2 separate regions of the Homo sapiens genome follow, and region 2 is linked to region 1. Evidence: chromatin contacts called from ENCODE Hi-C or POLR2A ChIA-PET data. All regions are on one chromosome and are shown on one strand. Each heading gives the region's core, a stretch centred on a gene start or an enhancer-like site at or near the end of the contact. The rest is flanking DNA. Distances are from core to core; before and after follow the strand shown. Region 1 overlaps BLM (BLM RecQ like helicase). Region 2 holds the start of LINC01585 (long intergenic non-protein coding RNA 1585).

Region 1 (6,569 bases), core at 21-2,520:
CATGTAGAATGCAAACTGTTTTTACCTTGAAGGTAGTAAACATCAAAATAAGACTGAAATTTAAAAAACAGATTTTCTTTGAGACTTCTAAAGTTGCTTTTTCTTTCATAAAAAAAATCTGCTTGAGATATAATTCACATATCATAAAATTTATCCTTTCAAAGCAAACAAGTTAGTACTTTTTAGTTTATTTGCAAAGTTGTACAATAATCATCTCTATCTAATTCCAGAATTTTTGATCACCATAAAAAGAAACCTCATACCCAGTCACTTCCCCCACCCCCTAATGCCTGGAAACCACAAATCTACTAACTACTGCTAACCTGTTTCTAGAGTTTATTACTCTGTACATTGCATGTAAATAGAATCATACAGTATGTGGTCTTTGTGACTTTTCTTTTTTTTTTTTTTTTCCGGAGACAGAGTCTCACTCTGTCGCCCAGACTACAGTGCAGTAGAGAGATCTTCGCTTACTGCAACCTCCGCCTCCCAGGTTCAAGTGATTCTCCTGCCTCAGCCTCCTGAGTAGATGGGATTACAGATGTGCGCCACCATGGCCAGCTGATTTTTGTATTTAATATTTTTAGTGGAGACTCAAACTGGTCTCGAACTCCTGGCCTCAAGTGATCCACCTGCCTCAGCCTCCCAAAGTGCTGGGATTATAGGCATGAGCCACCTCGCCTGGCCTGTTTGCTTTTATTTAGCATAATTTTTTCAAGATTTATCCATATTTTAGGATATATGAGTACTTCATACCTTTTTATGGTCAGATAATATTCTGTTATATGGATATAACACAGTTTGTTTATCTACTCATCAGCTGGTTAGACATTTGGCTTGTTTCGTTTCTTTCTTTTTTTTTTTTTTTTTTTTTTTGAGACAGGGTCTTACTCTTTCATTCAGGCTAGAGTGCAATGGCATGATCTCTGCTCACTGCAGACCGTACCTCAAACAATCCTCCCACTTCCCAAGTAGCTAGGACGACAGGCGCACCACTATGCCTGGCTAATTTTTTTATTTTTTGTATAGACGAGGTCTCCCTGTGTTGCCCAGCCTGGTCTTGAACTCCTGGGCTCAAGTGATAATCCTGCCTCAACCTACCAAATTCCTGCGATTATAGGTGTGAGCCACCATCCCCGATGTGTTTCTACTTCTTGGCTACTATGAATAATGGCTTTGTGAGCATTCACGTACAAGTTTTTCCACGGACATATGTTTTCAGTTCTCTTGGGTAGACACCTGGGAGTGGACTTGCTGGGTCAAATGGCAACTCTTTGTTTAACTTTTAGAGGAACTGTGAAACTGCTTTTCAAAGTGGCTCTGCAGTTCTGCATTCTCACCAGCAATGTATGAGGTGCCAGTGTCTCCACGTCTTCACCAATATTTTTTATTGTCCAGCTTTTTTAATGTATTCATCCTTGTGTGTGGGAAATGGTATCTCTTTGTGGGTTTTTTTTTATTTACATGGAAGACCACACACGTGAATAATTCAAGCAAGGAATTCACGTCACCCAGGCTGGAGTGCAGTGGCGCAATCTTGGCTCACTGGAACTTCCGCCTCCTGGTTCAAGCAATTCTCCTGCCTCAGCCTCCCAAGTAGCCGGGACTATAGGCACATGCCACCACACCCAGCTTATTTTTGTATTTTTAGTAGAGACAGGGTTTCACCATATTGGCCAGGCTGGTCGTGAACTCCTGACCTCATGATCCGCCCACCTCAGCCCCCCAAAGTGCTGGGATGACAGGTGTGAGCCACCACGCCTGGCCCTCTTTGTGGTTTTGATTTGCATTTCCCTAGTAACTAACAATATTGGGCATCTGTTTCCGAGATGAGAAATTTGCCGTCACCCAGGTGGGTGGGGAGGAAAGCTGAAAATACTTTAGGCATCTCTTTTTTTTTTTTTTTTTTTTTTTTTTTTTTGAGACGGGAGTCTCACTCTGTCGCCCAGGCTGGAGTGCAGTGGCGCGATCTCAGCTCACTGCAAGCTCCGCCTCTCGGGTTCACGCCATTCTCCTGCCTCAGCCTCCCGAGTAGCTGGGACTATAGGCACCCGCCACCACGCCCGGCTAATTTTTTTTTGTATGTTTAGTAGAGACGAGGGTTTCACCACGTTAGCCAGGAGGGTCTCGATCTCCTGACCTCGTGATCCGCCCGCCTCGGCCTCCCAAAATGCTGGGATTACAGGCGTGAGCCACCGCACCCAGCCTACTTTAGGCATCTCTTATTGTGGTAAATGCCAGCCTTGGATAGATCCCTCTAAATGAAAGGATGAATTTCAGCAAAACAACTAATAATTACTTGGAGCCAATGAAAAGTTTCAGCTCAGGAAAAAGTATTTACTTTGAAGATTCAGAGGAAAAATATCTCTCAAAATTGTTTTCTCTGGGAAAACAGAAAATTTTAGAGGATATCAGTTTAGTATCCCGAGAAAGATATAAGAAGACTTAATATACGTGAACTAGTAACAACTTCCATAAGATCACAGGGTGAGATGAAGGGAGAAATAAAAATCCAGTTTATGGCCAGGTGCAGTGGCTCACCCCTGTAATCCCACCACTTTGAGAGGCCGATGTGGACGGATCACCTGAGATCAAGGAGTTTGAGACCAGCCTGGCCAATATGGTGAAACCCTGTCTCTACTAAAAATACAAAAATTAGCCGGACGTGGTGATGGGCATCTGTAGTCCCAGCTACTCAGGAGGCTGAGGCAGGGGAATCACTTGAACCTGGGAGCCGAAGGTTGCAGTGAGCCGAGATCGTGCCACTGTACTCCAGCCTGGGAAACAGAACAAGACTCTATGTCAAAAAAAAAAAAAGAAAGAAAAATTCAGCTTATCCAAGTAAGAAAAACAAAACTAAGAGCAGAATTATATATTAAGACACAAATGGAATGACTCAGTCTCAGTGGAGACAATAGAATCAGTGATGTAGTGAGTAGCTTGAGAATGCAAGGGAAAAAAGAGATTAAAATGGGGTGGGGTGGAAATTATCTTTGTTGACAAAAGGAGGTAAGGATTCAGCCTAAGAATAGTAAGTGTACCCAAGCAAGAAAGCAGGATAATTGAAACAGATAAGTGTGTTATAAATAAATACATAACAAATATATAACAAAAATAATAGAAGACTGTCTTCAGAATTGGAAGAAGGAAGACTGGGACTGAAGAATTTCGTACCCAGCTCACTGTCATTTATGTTGAAACCAACAAAAGGTCATTTTCAGATATGCAAAAAGTTTAGAAATACATCACTCATTTGTCTTCACTGAAATACTGATTTTAGTCTTCCCAAATTAGTTTATATATTTAACCCAAATGCCAGTGTTTTGTTTTTTTTTTTTTTTTTTTTTTTGGTTTTTTGTTCTTTTCCCTTTGATAAACTTTTTCTAAAGTTTGCCTGGAAGAATATTCAAGTGAAAATAACTAAGAGAGTTTGGCAAAAAACCTAATAATACAGGAACACTAGTTTGCAGTACATTATAGGCAGATCAGTGGAACAGGAAAACATGTAAAAACAATACATGATAAGGAAAAAGTTTGCATGAAAGGGCCAGGCATGGTGGTTCACACCTGTAATCCCAGCACTTTGGGAGGCCAAGGTGGGAAGATCACTTGAGCCTAGGAGTTCAAGACCAGCCCAGGCAACATGGCGAAACCCCATCTCTACAAAAAATACAAAAATTAGCCTGGCATGCTGGTGCACACCTGTAGTCCCAGCTTCTCGGGAGTCTGAGGCAGGAGAATAGCTTGAACCCTGGAGGTGGAGGTTGCAGTGAGCCAAAATCACGCCACTGCATTCCAGCCTGGGCAACAGACCGAGACTGTCTCAAAAAAAAAAAAAAATGATTTTTTTCAAGTGCTTTAAATGGTTATGTATAGTATAAATAATCTACAATGGAGATATATATATATATATATATAACTTTGATAAAAAATATGGTTAAACAATAGGGGTTTATAAAAACCTAATTATTTCTGCTCTCAGACTAATTAATCCTTACAGTCAGCATGTAATATTAGCCTACACCAGCTCGACAGACTTGATCTCGTTAGATTCATGAGATAGAATAAAACTTGGCCATTATTCTTCACAAAGAATGATTGTGGCTTGAAGTTTTAAAAGCGCAGAAATAAAGAAGGAAATCACAATTAAACAAAGCCACTTTTCCCAATTTCAAGAAATAAGAGCTTTCAGAAAGAGTTGGCAGCCTTGCATCCTCATCTGGAGGCTGCAGGCGGTGCCTCACAGCCCTGTGCCCGCCCTGATACTGGGAGATGCACCTGGACTTCATGGAACCCTGTGGGTCATGCTTCCGGACCTGTCGGCTGACACATCTTGCTGTGCAGCTTCTCCACCTGCTCTCCATCACTAGAAGCTACAATAGTCTTTCTGTTTCCAAGGAGATTTGCCTTTGATCAGAGTGCCATAAATGTAGATGGATGACTAACCGAGAGCGCAGGCCACTCACCGCCATTCCTGGTGTTGATAAATGTACCCCTTTACTGTCCACATACTCCAGAGCTTGCAGTTCCTTCCGCTGGTACTCACAGTTACTGAAATCATGTCATTAGTCTCAGTCTGCCTGCCAGATATTTCAGATGCCTTTGAAATACTGTTCTTGCAGTAGCAATTCATTTTTTTAAGTGCTAAAAAAAAACTTGCAGTTTTATTTGTGAAGTGTAATTTTGCCTGGAGATATAACATTTTGGTCTGGGTTAAATAGCTCCTAAATTCTCAACTGAAATGGATATCCTTGAAAACTGATTTATCAAGCTCCTGAGAGTGAACTATCACCTTGCTTCCACTAAGTAATTTGTAAGGTCTAAGATCCGCAGTCCCTGGTGTTTTTTTTTTTTTTTTTTTTTTTTTTTTTTTTTTTTGGTATAAGTAGCTCTCAGACTTTTACCCACATGAGTTTCCATTAAAATTGTACAAGCTTTGACTTTAAATCAGCTGATGAATAGAAGGAGTTGATGTGTGATCAGCTGGTGCTATTGGGAAAACTGATGATAAGCAGTGGAGCAGGTAAGAACGTATTGTTCCTGAACCATTGGAGGAACTAGCAGCAGTGACCTCTGAGGAGCCCTGGGAACACCCTGGAGCTCCTGAGCAACACGTTGCTTGTGATCACTGACCTGGATATCATGACTGTGTGAGCAACACCCCCCACACCTCAGTAGCAAAAACAGAGAACAGTGGCAGCACATCGTGGGCTGACTGCAGTTGATTCTGGCTCTCTTACATGAGAATGCCAAGTCATACAAGAAAGTGCCTGCCATGCTGAGCTTCTCTTTACCTTCTTGGGTTTTAATGGCATTGCAAGTTATCAGTATAAAAACTCATATTAGTTATACTAAATAGTTGGACCAAGTTAAGATATTAGGTTGTTATGTAGTGTGCATTTTAAAGTAAAACAAATGATAGAGCTTTTAGAAGCATCTATTATGAAAATGTTCCTTCAAGTCTGTGCCTTATGAATCTAATAAGCTTTTGCTTTTATATCAGGTTATCTGTGCTACAATTGCATTTGGAATGGGGATTGACAAACCGGACGTGCGATTTGTGATTCATGCATCTCTCCCTAAATCTGTGGAGGGTTACTACCAAGAATCTGGCAGAGCTGGAAGAGATGGGGAAATATCTCACTGCCTGCTTTTCTATACCTATCATGATGTGACCAGACTGAAAAGACTTATAATGAGTAAGCTGGGCTCCATTGTAGAGACATTCTGTCATCTTCAGCCTCATGATAGTAGTCTACTCCTGCTATTGTGGTACTTCTGGTCCAGTTTTCCTTAAATAATCGTAGAAAAATAGAGGAGTTTATACAGATTGGCAATTTTATTTTAGTTCATTTTTATTATAAAAGTGGTAAGTGCTTATTTTGTAAAACTCAAATGATACAGATGTGTACAAGGCAGAAAATTTACAAACCATGCCTTGTAGTTTTGCCCCCAAAATAACTCTAGTTATTGGTTTCCTTTGTATCCTTTCAGACCCTATTTCTGCATGCATTCTTGCATGTAACACATATTTCAAACATGCAGGAAGATAAAAAGGAGAAAATAATGAGCTGTCATATACTACCATCTGGATTAAGAAATAAAACACAATCAATCGAGCTGAACCCCTCCCCACCACCCCATAGCCTCTCTTGTCTCATCCGTCCTCTCCCATTAGAGGCAGGCAAATATCTTGTATTTGGTATGTACCTTTTCCAAATGCACATATTTTAAAATGTAAATGGGATTATATTATACATACTTTATATATATAATGACCCGATTTTTTTCAGTCAACAGTAGGATGTAATTATCATTCCAATGAATACATACAGCCTGACTACCTAGAATTCCGTAGTATGGTTATTCCATGGTTATTAAACTAATCCCCTCTTACTAGATCTTGTTTATTGTTTTTCACTGTTATCAACAATGCAGTATTGAACATCCCTCCCTATACAAATATCTTTGGGCATTTTTGCAGTTACTTATATAAGATTTTTTTTTTTTCAAGACCGAGTCTCACTCTGTCACCCAGGCTGCAGTGCAGTGGCAGAATCTTGGCTCAC
Region 2 (6,720 bases), core at 2,821-5,320, 130 kb before region 1:
TGAAGGGAAGGAAGGGAAGGGCCAGCTTAAGGACTTAGGGATGTGCTGAGTCCAGGGCCAGCTTAAGAACTTAGAGATGTGCTGAGTCCAGGGGAGGAGGCAGCTGTAGGCGACCGGTGGGTGTGGCAAGGACTTGCTCCGCCCCTACTGCCAGGAGGTGGCAGAGAGACCTACTGGGGAAATTATTTACCCTACAGATGAGGACACGGGGGCTCATTTCCTTCATAAACAGCCCTTTATCAATAAGATAAAGCCCAACAGCCCAACAGAGAAAAGAGGGGCAAGGAGAGGATCCTGCGGTTCACAGAGAAACACAAGTAACTAATATCATGAAAAGATTTTGGATCTCACTCAAAATTAATGCTAATTAAAACATCAACAACGCTGAACAATACATATTCACCACTGGCAAAACTTTTTAAAGATTGCTAATTTTCAGGGCTGAGGAGGGTGTTGGGGAAATAGGGTTCTTCCAGCTGACGGGATGTAAATTGGAACAACCTTTCTAGAGGACAATTTGGCATTAGCTGTCAAACAGAATTACTATTTTTATTTTTATTTTATTATTTTTTTTGAGACGGAGTCTCGCTCTGTCGCCTAGGCTGGAGTGCAGTGGCGCGATCTCAGCTCACTGCAAGCTCCACCTCCCGGGTTCACGCCATTCTCCTGCCTCAGCCTCCCGAGTAGCTGGGAATTACTGTTATTATTTTGAGACAAGGTCTCACTTTGTCGCCCAGGTTGGAGTCCACTGGCTCTATCTCTGCTCACTGCAACCTCTGCCTCCTGGGTTCAAGTGATTCTCCCACCTCAGCCTCCTGCGTAGCTGGAACCACAGGGGCCCACCACAACGCCTGGCTAATTTTTGTAGTGTTTGTAGAGACAGAGTTTCACCATGTTGCCCAGGCTGGTCTCCAGCTCTTGGGCTCAAGTGATCCACTCGCCTCAGCCTCCCAAAGTGCTGGGATTACAGGTGTGAGCCACTGCACCCAGCCTCAAACAGAATTACTAAGATCCTAGAAGAAAATATGATAAAATATTTCTATATTCTTGGAGAAGGGAAAAACCTAAGCAAGACACAAAATCCAGAAGCCCTAAAGGAAAAAATGAACAGATTTGACCTCATAAAAATGTAAAACTGTAGGGCTAGAGACTATGACAAATATAAAAGACAAATAATAGACAATATGTGCAACATGCAAAATAGCACTAAAATGCAAACAGCCCCTTCATATCAGAGGATAAAACTTTATATTCCAATATATAAATGGTCAATGGATAAGAACAGGCAACTTGCAAGAGAAGAAATTCAGATAGCCTGGAGTTGAGAAATGACCTTGATGCTCCCTGGGGATGAGATAAATGCAAATTTTAAAACAGATAATATCTAGAGTTGGCAAAGGGAAAGTAGTGCTCCGTAAACTGTGGGCACTATATGCTGTAGAATCTTTTGAAGGGCCATTTGGAAGAACCTATCAACACTGCAAATGTGCAGATAAACTTCTAGGAATCTGTCCTTTGGAAATGCCAGCTCAACCCTACATGGACATGAACGAGTACAATAGGCACCCCCCTTATCCTCAGGGGATACGTTGCAAGACCTCCAGGGGATGCCTGAAACAGCTAATAGGACTGAACGCTATGTAGACTATGTTTGTTCTTATACATGCATACCTATGATAAAGTTTAATTTATAAATTAGGCACAGTAAGAGATTAACAACTAATAATAAAATAGAACAATTATAACAATATACTGTGGTAAAACTGATGTGAATGCGGTCTCTCTCTCTCTCAAAATGCCTTATTGTACTGCACTCACCTATTTTTAGATGGTGGTTGACCGCAGGTAACTGAAACCACAGAAAGCAAAACTGCGATGGGGGGGGGCTGCCTGCATGCTCCTTTCAGACCTGTTTGTGAGAGAGTTTTAACTGGAGGGCATCTAAATAATCAGAGAGTGGGAAGAGAAAGGGGTACTCACTTTTTATAGTTTTGTATTGTTTGTGAATGTTTTCTATTTCATATGTTTTGTAATTAAAGCCAAAAAGGGTAATGACAAAAAGGAAAAAAAATGCTATGTGTCTGACTTTCGGGAATTTATTAGAGGGAGTGGAAATTCTACCACCTCCTATTGCTAAATCTCATTAAAATGCCCTTGAAATCAACCCAAACCAACTCTCAGGCACAGCCAGAACAACGGAGGCAGAGCAGAGCTCAGGATCCTGAATCCACACCCCCCGGCCACTCCTGGTGGGAAGAGAAGAAGAGGAGAGCTCGCTTCCCACCATCCCCATCCCACCTGGCTGGAGAGGCTGATGTGGGGCGAGGTTTGGCCATCAGTCCACAGAGGGGACTTCATGTACACAATTCATTAACATTTATTGAGCACCTATGATGTGCCAGGCACTGTTCTAGGTCCTGAGGATATGGTGATGAACAAGATCCCTGCTCTCATAGGTTACCCAGTGGGTGCCCTAAGCAGGCAATAAATAAATATGTGAGCAAGATGACAAGAGAATAGCAGAAGGCACTAAAGTTTTGGAGTAAAGCCATGAACTCTTTTTTTTTTTTTTTTTTTTTGAGACAGAGTCTTGCTCTGTCACCCAGGCTGGAGTGCAGTGGTGCGATCTCGGCTCACCACAACGTCTGCCTCCCGGATTCAAGCGATTCTCCTGCCTCAGCCTCCCGAGTGGCTGGGATTATAGGCACGTGCCACCACACCCAGCTAATTTTTCTATTTTTAGTAGAGATGGGGTTTCACCGTGTTGGTCAGGCTGGTCTCGAACTCCTGACCTCGTGATCCACCAGCCTCAGCCTGCCAAAGTGTTGGAATTACAGGCGTGAGCCACCGCGCCCGGCCCGAAAGCCATGAACTCTTTTCCCAATTATTTTCTTATTGAGAAGCATCTCTCAGCTTGCTGTTGGGTTCTGCTGTTAGTAAGCGTAAGGATGGAGGAAGGCTGGCTGATGACATTAAGCAGCTAAAGGCGTGGACTGTCGAGGCCAAATAGCATCAGCTCTCTTTGGCTTCCCCAGCCCATGGAACAGTCTTCCTATTTTGCGAATTTCCTACCTTATGAACTCACACCTGCTTATGATGGAAGCCAGAACCTTTCCCCATCTCTCTTGAAGATTGGGCACAGCATACAACTTAAGACACCACCCGTTGGCTGCTCCTGCATGAGGCTAAGTGACACTGAGAAGCAGATGACTGGAGTCCTTTCTGTCAGGATGACAGCAGATCCCAGAGGCAGCAGCAGAAAGAACCAGTGCAGGTAAATGGCCTTTGAGCCTGGTTCTCTGATTTCGCTAAGATTTTATGAGGCACCTCCTATCCTTTAATAGGTTCCTCTGTAGCTTAAAAGCAGCTAAAGAGCAGTCTGTTGCTTGTAATTAAGGACTCCTACCAGTACACGAAGGGAGAAAAGCAATAATCAAATAAATTACTTTCAGATAGAGATCAGTGCTAGGAGGAGGTCAGCACAAGGTGATGTAAGACAGAGTGACAGGTGGGGTGAGGGCTACACTTGATAAGGGGTCAGTGAAGCCTCTCTGAGGAGGTGACGTTAGGCTGAGACCCAAACAATGAGAAGGAACTAGCCATAGAAAGATCTGGGCGAGGAGACTTCTAGACACGGGGAGCAGAAAATGTAAAGGATGAGCTTCAGATGTTGATGGATGTAGGGAGGGTTGATGTGTTTGGAGTTTAGTGCAGGTGAATAAAGAGGAACATAATGAGATTGGAAAGTAGGTAGGAGTCAGTTCATGCCAGGCCTTGCAGATCATGGTAAGACATTTGGATTTTATTCTGAGGTTAGTGGGAAGCCATTAGAGAGTTTTAAACAGGACATAATATAGTACCTGGGGTAGCCAGCCTCCAAAACATCCTCCAGTGATCCTTGCATCCTTGTATTTACACTCTTGTGTAGCCCCTCTCACATTGACTAGGGCTGACCCAATAGGATGCTGCAATGTGACGGTATATAACTTTCAAGGATAGGTCATAAAAGACATTGTGACTCTGCCTTGGTCTCTCAAATGTCTCCCTCTGGGGAAGCCAGCCACCATGTTGTGAAGATACTCAAGCAGCCCTATGGAGAGGCCCACACACTGGGGAGGCACTGCGGCTTTCTGCCGACAGCCTTGTGAATGAGACACCTTGAAAGAGGATCCTCCAGCCCCAGCCAAGCTTTCAAATGGTTCCAACTCTGACATGCTGACAACTTCATGAGAGGCCCTGAGCCAGAACCACCCAAACTCCTGACCCATTAGTGTGTTATGTAACAAATGTTTGTTGTTTCATGCCACTAAGTTTTGGGGCAATTTGCTACCTCTAGCCATTGTTCCCAGCTGGTGTGTAGTCTGACTGGCAGGTGCCCATGCTTTATTAGTGGTTTGATATTTTGACTATCGGCCCTGAGTAGGAGGAATGACACAGAGAGGAGATAGAGTTGTGAGTGAGAGGAGGCCAAATCGTGGTGTCAGAGCGAGAAGCAGCACCCTGGGGAGGGCTGAGTCACTTGTGCTGTCTGGAGGAAGGCGGAGCAAAGATCTGCAGCCCAGCTGACTGTGGTCTCAGCTTTTCTAGCCTCCAGGCTTTCTCCCGGGTTCCTAAGTCTGTATGTGCTCACTGGAAATGCCCCATGACTTGGGGTGACATGGGTGAGTTTTCTTCCTCCTTCCTCCCAGAGCCACGCCAGACCTGATGCTGGAGGGCTGGGCTCTTGTCCTAGTTCCCCGTCCTGGGCTGGGCCCAGGGCACCGGCCAGTGGGAGAAACTGCCTTCTCCGCCTCCTACATGCACTGGTGGTCACACCTCGCCCCACATCAGCCTCTCCAGCCAGGTAGGGTGGGAACCACAGGAAACGAGCCCCCTTCTTCTCTTCCCACCAGGAGTGGCCGGGGGGTGTGGATTCAGGATCCTGAGCTCTGCTCTGCCTCCGTTGTTCTGGCCGTGCCTGAGAGTTGGTTTGGGTTGATTTCAAGGGCACTTTAATGAGATTTAGCAATAGGAGGTGGTAGAATTTCCACTCCCTCTAATAACTTCCCAAAAGCCAGACACATAGCATTTTTTTTCCTTTTTGTCATTACCCTTTTTGGCTTTAATTACAAAACATATGAAATAGAAAACATTCACAAACAATACAAAACTATAAAAAGTGAGTACCCCTTTCTCTTCCCACTCTCTGATTATTTAGATACCCTCCAGTTAAAACTCTCTCACAAACAGGTCTGAAAGGAGCATGCAAGCAGCCCCCCCACATTGCAGTTTTGCTTTCTGTGGTTTCAGTTACCTGCGGTCAACCACCATCTAAAAATAGGTGAGTGCAGTACAATAAGGCATTTTGAGAGAGACAGAGAGAGAGAGAGAGAGAGAGAAACCACATTCACATCAGTTTTATCACAGTATATTGTTAGAATTGTTCTATATTATTATCAGTTATTATTATTATTTTTGAGATGGAGTCTCACTCTGTCGCCCAGGCTGGAGTGCAGTGGTGCAATCTTGGCTCACTGCAACCTCCGCCTCTTGGGTTCAAGCAATTCTTCTGCCTCAGCCTCCCAAGTACTGGGATCACAGGCACCCACCACTGTGCCTGGCTAATTTTTGCATTTTTAGTAGAGACAGGATTTCACCATGTTGGCCAGGCTGGTCTCAAACTCCTGACCTCAGATGATCTGCCTGTCTCAGCCTCCCAAAGTGCTGGAATTACAGGCGTGAGCCACTGCGCCCAGCCTTAGTTATTATTGTTAATCTCCTGCTACACTAACTCCATGGCCTGAACAGTCCACCCCTTTGGCTGCTTAACATCGTCATCTGCCTTCTTCCATCCTTGCACTCACAAACAACAGAACCCAACAGCAAGTGGAGAGATGTTTTTCAAAAAGGAAATAGTTGTGAAAAGAGTTCATGGCTTTGCTCCAAAACTTCAGGGCTTTCTGGCATTCTCTTTTCATCTTGCTCATATATTTATTCATTGCCTGCCTAGGGCATCTGCTGGGTAAGCTATGAGAGTGGGGATCTTGTTCATCACCATATCCTCAGGACCTAGAACAGTGCCTGGCACATCATAGGTGCTCAACAAATGTTAAATTAATGAATTGTGCCATGAAGTTCCTTCCTATATTGAATAGAGCTGACCTGTGTAGCCAATAGGGTATTGCAAAAATGACAGTGCATTTCATGAAGCCTCAGTTTCCATGGCTAAGTGCCTCTTCCTTTGGTTATTCCCAATTTCAGATTCCAGAGAAGGGGAATATGATTGGCTCATCTTATCTGTCTGTACCAAGCCATGCCATAGATTGCCAGGTGGCCTATAAATTGGAAGCTTCAGGGAGATGTGTCTGCCTACCTTAGTCAATTAGAAGTCCCATGGCCGCTCAGACACTGTGGTTGACAAGTCTAGTATGATAGGGTCACATCTTATCGGAGGAGTGATTCTAAAATCTCTACGTAAGACTTTATCCCATACAGAGTTACTCATGAAAATCCCTTAAATTACCCATACATTTATTTATTTATTTATTTATTTATTTTATTTTATTTTTTTTTTTGAGACAGAGTCTCGCCCTGTTGCCCAGGCTGGAGTGATCTCGCGATCACTGCAATCTCTGCCTCCCGGATTCAAGTGATTTTCCTGCCTCAGCCTCCCGGGTAGTTGGGATTACAGGCATGCACCACCATGCCTGGCTAATTTTTTTTTGGTATTTTTAGTAAAGA

What was found. Hi-C counts contacts between places; a loop is a spot of excess contacts on that map. ChIA-PET counts read pairs that join two places held with the same protein, here RNA polymerase II (POLR2A). Pooled maps may share reads with other maps.
Region 2: a loop to region 1 is called in a map of endothelial cell of umbilical vein, with 1.8 times the contacts of the local background. The contact joins the promoter of LINC01585 here to the enhancer-like site in region 1. A Hi-C loop is called at or near these places in 1 of 168 maps with a recorded cell type or tissue (endothelial cell of umbilical vein), 5 of 37 single-sample maps with no recorded cell type and 4 of 50 pooled maps. POLR2A ChIA-PET finds 5 or more read pairs at or near these places in 7 of 52 experiments (B cell, GM10248, GM12878 and 4 more).

What each region holds. Positions count from the first base shown.
Region 1 is chr15:90,785,146-90,791,714 of GRCh38, forward strand. It overlaps BLM (BLM RecQ like helicase), which reads left to right. Exons shown (of 22, transcript NM_000057.4): 15 at 5,504-5,699. Among named protein-coding and RNA genes, the nearest start is that of BLM, 71 kb to the left of the region's middle. Within about 2 kb of position 1,271, at least 5 of the 41 ENCODE cell types and tissues checked have a DNase peak (open chromatin) inside an H3K27ac peak, as active enhancers do; they include B cell and GM12878, where a contact is called at or near this core.
Region 2 is chr15:90,656,164-90,662,883 of GRCh38, forward strand. LINC01585 (long intergenic non-protein coding RNA 1585) reads left to right here and starts at 4,071. Exons shown (of 3, transcript NR_120371.1): 1 at 4,071-4,661; 2 at 5,230-5,320. The region is part of intron 2 of CRTC3-AS1 (CRTC3 antisense RNA 1); the gene reads right to left. RefSeq lists enhancers at 4,227-4,755, 4,978-5,027, 5,168-5,217, 5,878-5,937.